Regions from separate parts of the Homo sapiens genome. Here region 2 is linked to region 1. Evidence: chromatin contacts called from ENCODE Hi-C or POLR2A ChIA-PET data. All regions are on one chromosome and are shown on one strand. The core of a region is the stretch at or near the end of the contact, and the rest is flanking DNA. Distances in the headings are between cores, read along the strand shown.

The links. Hi-C counts contacts between places; a loop is a spot of excess contacts on that map. ChIA-PET counts read pairs that join two places held with the same protein, here RNA polymerase II (POLR2A). Pooled maps may share reads with other maps.
Region 2: a pooled map shows a loop between it and region 1 (5-fold over the local background). The contact joins two enhancer-like sites. A Hi-C loop is called at or near these places in 1 of 50 pooled maps. POLR2A ChIA-PET finds 5 or more read pairs at or near these places in 6 of 52 experiments (GM12878, H1, MCF 10A and 3 more).

What each region holds. Positions count from the first base shown.
Region 1 is chr16:11,495,818-11,499,386 of GRCh38, reverse strand. The region is part of intron 10 of LOC400499 (putative uncharacterized protein LOC400499); the gene reads left to right. Among named protein-coding and RNA genes, the nearest start is that of LITAF, 89 kb to the left of the region's middle. RefSeq lists enhancers at 680-1,228, 1,720-2,014, 1,992-2,041. Within about 2 kb of position 2,319, at least 33 of the 41 ENCODE cell types and tissues checked have a DNase peak (open chromatin) inside an H3K27ac peak, as active enhancers do.
Region 2 is chr16:11,612,486-11,615,303 of GRCh38, reverse strand. It overlaps a transcript of LITAF not described here. Among named protein-coding and RNA genes, the nearest start is that of LITAF, 27 kb to the right of the region's middle. RefSeq lists a silencer at 121-294 and enhancers at 1-365, 366-973, 1,109-1,318, 1,217-1,511, 1,479-1,528. Within about 2 kb of position 1,568, at least 21 of the 41 ENCODE cell types and tissues checked have a DNase peak (open chromatin) inside an H3K27ac peak, as active enhancers do.

The DNA of each region.
Region 1 (3,569 bases), core at 1,070-3,569:
CCCTGGAAATGTCTGTCTCCTTCCCCTTCCCCCATTCCCCTCTGCCTCCCTTCCCCCTCTCCCCTCTCCCTCCCTTCCCCCCTCCCCTCTGCCTCCCTTCCCCCCTCCCCTCTGCCTCCCTTCCCCCCTCCCCTCTGCCTCCCTTCCCCCCTCCCCTCTGCCTCCCTTCCCCCCTCCCCTCTGCCTCCCTTCCCCCCTCCCCTCTGCCTCCCTCCCCCCTCCCCTCTGCCTCCCTTCCCCCCTCCCCTCTGCCTCCCTTCCCCCCTTCCTCTCTTTGCCCCCTTTCTCCCTTCCCCCTCCCCTCTTCCTCCCTTCCCCCCTCCCCCCCTTCCTCCTTTCACTCGTTTATTTGTACATATGTTCGATTCATGTGCAGTAACTAAGAGCACAAACCCATCTGGACTTCCTCATTTCAGATCCCAGCCCCATTCCTCACCAGCAGGACCTTGGGCAAGGTACTTTACTTTCCCAGGCCTCAATTTTCCCCGTCTGGACAATGGGACTATTTTGTAGAATGACCTTGCAGACCAGGTGAATTGTATGGTGTGTGCGGAGGGAAGTGGCTGTTGCCATTAGTCTGGGACACAGCACTGAGCCAAGCAGGTGGCATCGATCGGCTTGTGGAGCCCAGAAGCTTCCTCTACCTGCCTCACATGTGATGTTCCATGTGCAGGCCAGAGCTCATGCCTCTCTGGGCTGTATTTTCTTGTTCTGTCATCGAGTCAGCAAGGCCCTGCATGAGCCCTGGCAGGTTCTGGGAATGCACCGGGTTCGTGAAGCCTGGGGAGAGGAGGGGGGTGGGAAGTGGGGAGTGAGGGGCAAGCAGGGAGAGAGTATTTTAATGAACTTTTAATTTCGGATTAATTTTATTTATTTATTTAATTATTTAATCATTATTATTTTTTGAGACGGAGTCTCGCTCTGTTGCCCAGGCTGGAGTGCAGTGGCGCAATCTCGGCTCACTGCAACCTCCACCTCCCGGGTTCAAGTGATTCTCGTGCCTCAGCCTCCTGAGTAGCTGGGATTATGATGCACACCACCAGGCCCGGCTAATTTTTTTGTATTTTTAGTAGAAATGGGATTTCACCATGTTGGCCAGGCTTATCTCGAACTCCTGAGCTCATGTGATTTGCCTGCTTCGGCCTCCCAAAGTGCTGGGATTACAGGCATGAGTCACTGCGCCCGGCCTTCTTAATGGTGTCTTTCAATGAACAAAAGTTCTTCATGTTGGTGAAGTGTGGCTTCTTGATGCTTTGTAGCTGGTGTTTGATCTCCCCCAGGTCCCAGTGCTTCCTGGCTTGTCTTCTCCCAGTTCTGTTTTCTTAGCTTTTCAGGGAGGGTTGGTTTGAGCATGATGACTGAGCTTTAGAATCATGTTGGAAAAGTGAAATCAGCTTAATAAGGGTCACAGGTTTGAGGGTAATTTTATTTTTCCATCTTTAAAAATGAAAAAGTGAGTATTTTAAACAGACTTCTAACTGAAGTGTAAGTAAGCCTTCGTTAGAGATTTTTGCATTAAGATTGTTTTCTTCTCCTCCCATTTTTTTTTTAAATTTATTTCCCTTTCAAAATTGTTTGTTCTTCTCTTTGCGATGTGGTTTCTGGTTTTTGTGAAAACAGGGAAGGCTGGCCCTTCTGGGTTCATCCCCCGGGCAGCCATACACAGAACCAACTGGGTCATTACTGTGTGGACTGCTCAGCACCCAGGCCTCATGCTGGCCCAGTTGTCCTGGCAGGGCCACCGGAAGTGGCTCACAGATCTGGGCTCTCTGCCAGCCAAGTGGCACCAGCCTGCCCCACAGCCCTGCAGGCTGTGACCAGGCTTCTGGCTCCAGCTTTGGTCTGGGACAGGCCCGAGCCTGCCCTGTCTGTGCCCCCGCCGCCTTTCTTGGGCAAAGCAGTCAGAGGCGGGAACCTCCAGCAGGCGGCCCCTCCCATGTGCCGGAGAGCTTCTTAGTCTTTTTATAACCCCTGCCCTCCCAGCCAAGCCCGCTTGCCCTGCTCTGTATTAAGAAAACAGACAGCTTTGTTTTCTTTGCTCAAATATAGGGAAACATTGAATGTGCTTTTTCCAGGCTCCACACACCCCTGTCCTTTCACAAAGAAAATATGCAGTGAGATGCACACGCCAAGACCCACACGCATGCATCCTGAGCGCACGTGTACACACATGGGACACAACCCACACACACTGAAGCAGGCACCCATTGCACTGGGACGTGCACACGCACACTGGATCATGTGTACATGCACAGACCTGCACGTACACTGACACAGGCTCACACCAAGGCACAGGGACACACAAACACACAGGGATATGCACACACATGCTGGATCACGTGTACACACACAGACCTACACACACTGTTGCAGGCTCACACTGAGGCAGGCTTTCCCAGGACACCCACATGGGGAAATGCACGGACACACACCCACACCATAGACCTGTCAAGACACACACACACACACACACACACACACACACACACACACACACATTGAGGCATACACGCCAAGACTCACGTACCTGGAGATGCAGATATACACCCCAGTGTATGCACATGTGAAGACATGGCAGGACATGCACATACACACAGTAGGACACTCACCCAGTGGGACGTGTGGAGACAGCCACCCACACCTGGACACATGCATAGGCACACCAAGACACACTGGGCTGTGCGTGGGCACACAAGGGACACACAGTACACACACACGCACCTGGACGCATGGGCACATGCACACATCCAATGGGACACACGAGATGCCCACATGGGGACACGTGTGCACAGGCATCCACCAGGAAATACACGCATACTAGGGTACTCGAGTGCGCTGAGACACCTGCACACCCAAGTGGGAACGTACACACCCACAAGCACTAGGATTCTACAGCACACACCAATATGCACACACACAGATGCTTATGTTCACACCTTCACACAGTGTGCTCACACCCTAGCGTAGTAACACAGATCTGGTGAAGAGTCACGAATCCAGAGAAAGAACAGAGCTGGGCAGCTCGGGCGTGGTGGCTCACTCCTGTAATCCCAGCACTTTGGGAGGCTGAGGTGGGCAGATCACCTGAGGTCAGGAGTTCGAGACCAGCCTGGCCAATATGGTGAAACCCCATCTCTACTAAAAATACAAAAATTAGCCAGGCGTGGTGGCAGACATCTGTAATCCCAGCTACTCAGGAAGATGAGGCAGGAGAATCACTTGATCTCAGGAGGCAGAGGTTGCAGTGAGCTGAGATTGTGCCACTGGACTCCAGCCTGGGTGACAAGAGCAAGACTCCATCTCGAGAAAAAAAAAAAAAGGACAGAGCTAGGCAGAGATTTTATTTCTCCACAGCTGCCAAGCAGTCCCTGTTCTGGAGTGACGTGGGTCTAGCACAGAGGCCCCTGTTCACAGCCAGGGCCCCAGGGCTGGATTTTAGAGTGAGCCCAGAATTTGCATTTTGAGAAGCCGTGAGTGTTGGTATCATGCCTGGCCTGGGAGCCAGCCTCTCCTGGGTTAAGTCTCAGTTCTATCTATAGCTGTGGGCTACCTGAGGCACGTCCCTTACC
Region 2 (2,818 bases), core at 319-2,818, 120 kb before region 1:
CAGCCTCCCAAGGTGCTGGGATTACAGGCGTGAGCCACCGCACCCAAGGTCTTTACTTTTCCTCTGAGTTGTTGCCCATGCCATTTACACCCCAGGGTAGATGGGGCTCTGGGTGTCGCTTTTCTTCCTGGGATCTCTGTTCTTTCCTCAGCCACTGTCCCCTGGGACTTTCCTGCCTCGTTTTCTCCTAGAGCCCCAGCTTGGTCTCTCCTTCCTTCCTTTGTTCATTCATTCATTCTCCCAGTGTGTACCGACTGGTCATCCACCCCGTGCCAGCTGCTGGGCTGGGTGCTGGAGAAGCAGCTGTGAGTGAGGCACTCAGACCCGGCCCCATCTGACAGCGGGCCACAGGGTCCTGGAAGCCATGCATTCGCTGTCATGACAATCACTGAACTGACTCCCTGCCGTTAGAACTGCCTGCCGTCTAGAACAGAGCTGGTCCAGCTGCAGGGTAATGCATGCCACTGGGCAAGTTTAAATTTTCTAGTAGGCATATCAGAGGAAGTAAGAAGATATTTGTAACAGCTGAAAGGTGAAAACAGTCCGGGCACACTGATTCATACTTGTGATTCCAGCACTCTGGAAGGCCAAGATGGGAGGATCTCGAGCCCTGGAGGTGGAGGTTGCAGTGAGCTGAAGTTGTGCCATTGCATTCCAGTCTGGGTGACAGAGTAAGACCCCATCTTAAAAAAAAACCAGAAAAAGCCTGGGCACAGTGGCTCATGCCTGTAATCCCAGCACTTTGGGAGGCCAAGGCAGGCAGGTCACTTGAGGTCAGGAGTTCGAGACCAGCCTGGCCAACATGGTGAAACCCCATCTCTACTAAAAATACAAAAATTAGCCGGGCCTGGTGGTGTGTGCCTATAATCCCAGCTACTTGGGAGGCTGAGGCAGGAAAATTGCTTGAACCTGGGAGGTGGAGGTTGCAGTGAGCCAAGATTGTGCCACTGCACTCCAGCCTGGGTGACAGAGTGAGACTCTGTCTCAAGAAAAAAAAAAAAAAAAGAAAAGAAAAAGAAAGAAGAGGAAAGAAGAAGGAGAAGGAGAAGGAGAAGGCCTCCAGAAGGACCAGCCCGCTGACATCTTGATTTCAGACTTCTAGCCTCCAGAACTGTGACAATCAGTTTCTGTTGTTTTAAGCCACCTAGTTTGTGGTCATTTGTCACAGCATCCGTAGGAGGGAGAAAGGAGAGTGAGAGAGACTAGGACATCCTTCTGAGCCTGCACAAGCCTCAGCTGCCCCGTCTGTACAATGGGCACAACGGCTCCACTGTTGACTGGTGTTGCTGGGAATGAATGAGTCATGTGCAAGTGTCCAAATCTCAGGACCTGCCAGGAAGCAGAGGGACCCCACAGAACACAGGCGTTGATCTCAACTGTCAGTTCCGTTTTAGAGATAAGGAAATAAACATTCAGCGAGAGAAGTGGCCCGCCCGGTCATCTGACAACATGTGGCAGGGTGAGGCCGGCTCTCGGAGTACAGATCCTCATTTCTGAGATGTCCTTTCTGTCTGGGCTTTGCCCCAGCCACCTCTGTGCCCTCGGTTCCACCAGTGTGAACTGCCTAGCCGGCACACGCCACACCCTCCGTCCGGCTGTGCTCCCTGTAAGGACACCTTTCCTGCTCCTCTCCCACCTAACTCTGGCTTAGCCTTCAACAAGAGCCACTTCCTCCTGGAAGCCTTCCCTGACTGCCCTCACCCTCTGGGAGCTTTCATAGGAGCCCAGTTTGAATCAGCAGGGGCCCCACCCTCCAGGAGTTGTCCGTTCTAGGGAAGATTGTGAATCACCGATGTCTTCGAGGTGGGGCAGGTCTAAACAGGCGGAACAACACACTCTGGCACCTCAGACCCAGCTGTGTCTGAATTGCCCAGATGGTCAGGAGAAGGCAGCCCTGGGACCTGGCAGCTGGCTGCATTGCTTATTCCCCCAGGTGACCCAGGAGGTCTGGTCTCTCTGTCAATGCGAGTGTCCCGTCTCTCTCCATCCCATGGGGATCCAGAAGTGGAAACAAAAACTAGAGTGATCTTGAGGTCAGGCGTTCGAGACCAGCCTGGTCAACATGGTGAAACCCCATCTCTACTAAAAATACAAAAACTAGCCAGGCGTGGTGGTAGGTGCCTGTAGTCCCAGCTACTCGGGAGGATGAGGCAGGAGAATCGCTTGAACCCAGGAGATGGAGGTTACAGTGAGTCGACATTGTACCACTGCACTCCAGCCTGGGCAACAGAGCGAAACTCCATCTAAAACAAACCCCAAAAAACAAATAAAAAAAAATCCAAAGAAAAACCTAGAGTGAAGCACCTGAATGGCTGGCCTTGCCCATCAAGAGGCACCCAGGCCATCGGCTGTGCCCCAAGATGACAGCTTTTGCAGGGTTGGGAGGTCAAGATTCTAGGGGGACACAGGGTTCCCACAAGTCTTCAGGAGCCATGGGAGTCCCTGAGATGGTGCCCAAGAGCTTCTGGTGTAACCAAGCTTGGTTCCACAGTGAAATCATTCCCCAAGAGGGCGGACTCATCCTCCAAACATCTCTTTTCAGTCTGTCCTCGTCCCTCCGCCCTTCTCAAGGACGTGGACAAACAGAGATGTCAGGGGAGAATGGGGTGGGGAAGTGGGTGGCCAGTTCTGGGCTGGGAGTGGGGTGGGAAGGTCTGCTGTCTCTGCGAGGGCTCCTGCCTGGGCCTTGTTAACTTTCCATCCAGGTTCTCTGTGCACGTGAGCGTCCTGAGCTGGGCCGGCCCTGGCCGCCCGCTGGCCGCATGCAGTGCAGTTTGCTCTAACCGCAGGTGACCCACACGAGGTCAGACAGCCGTTC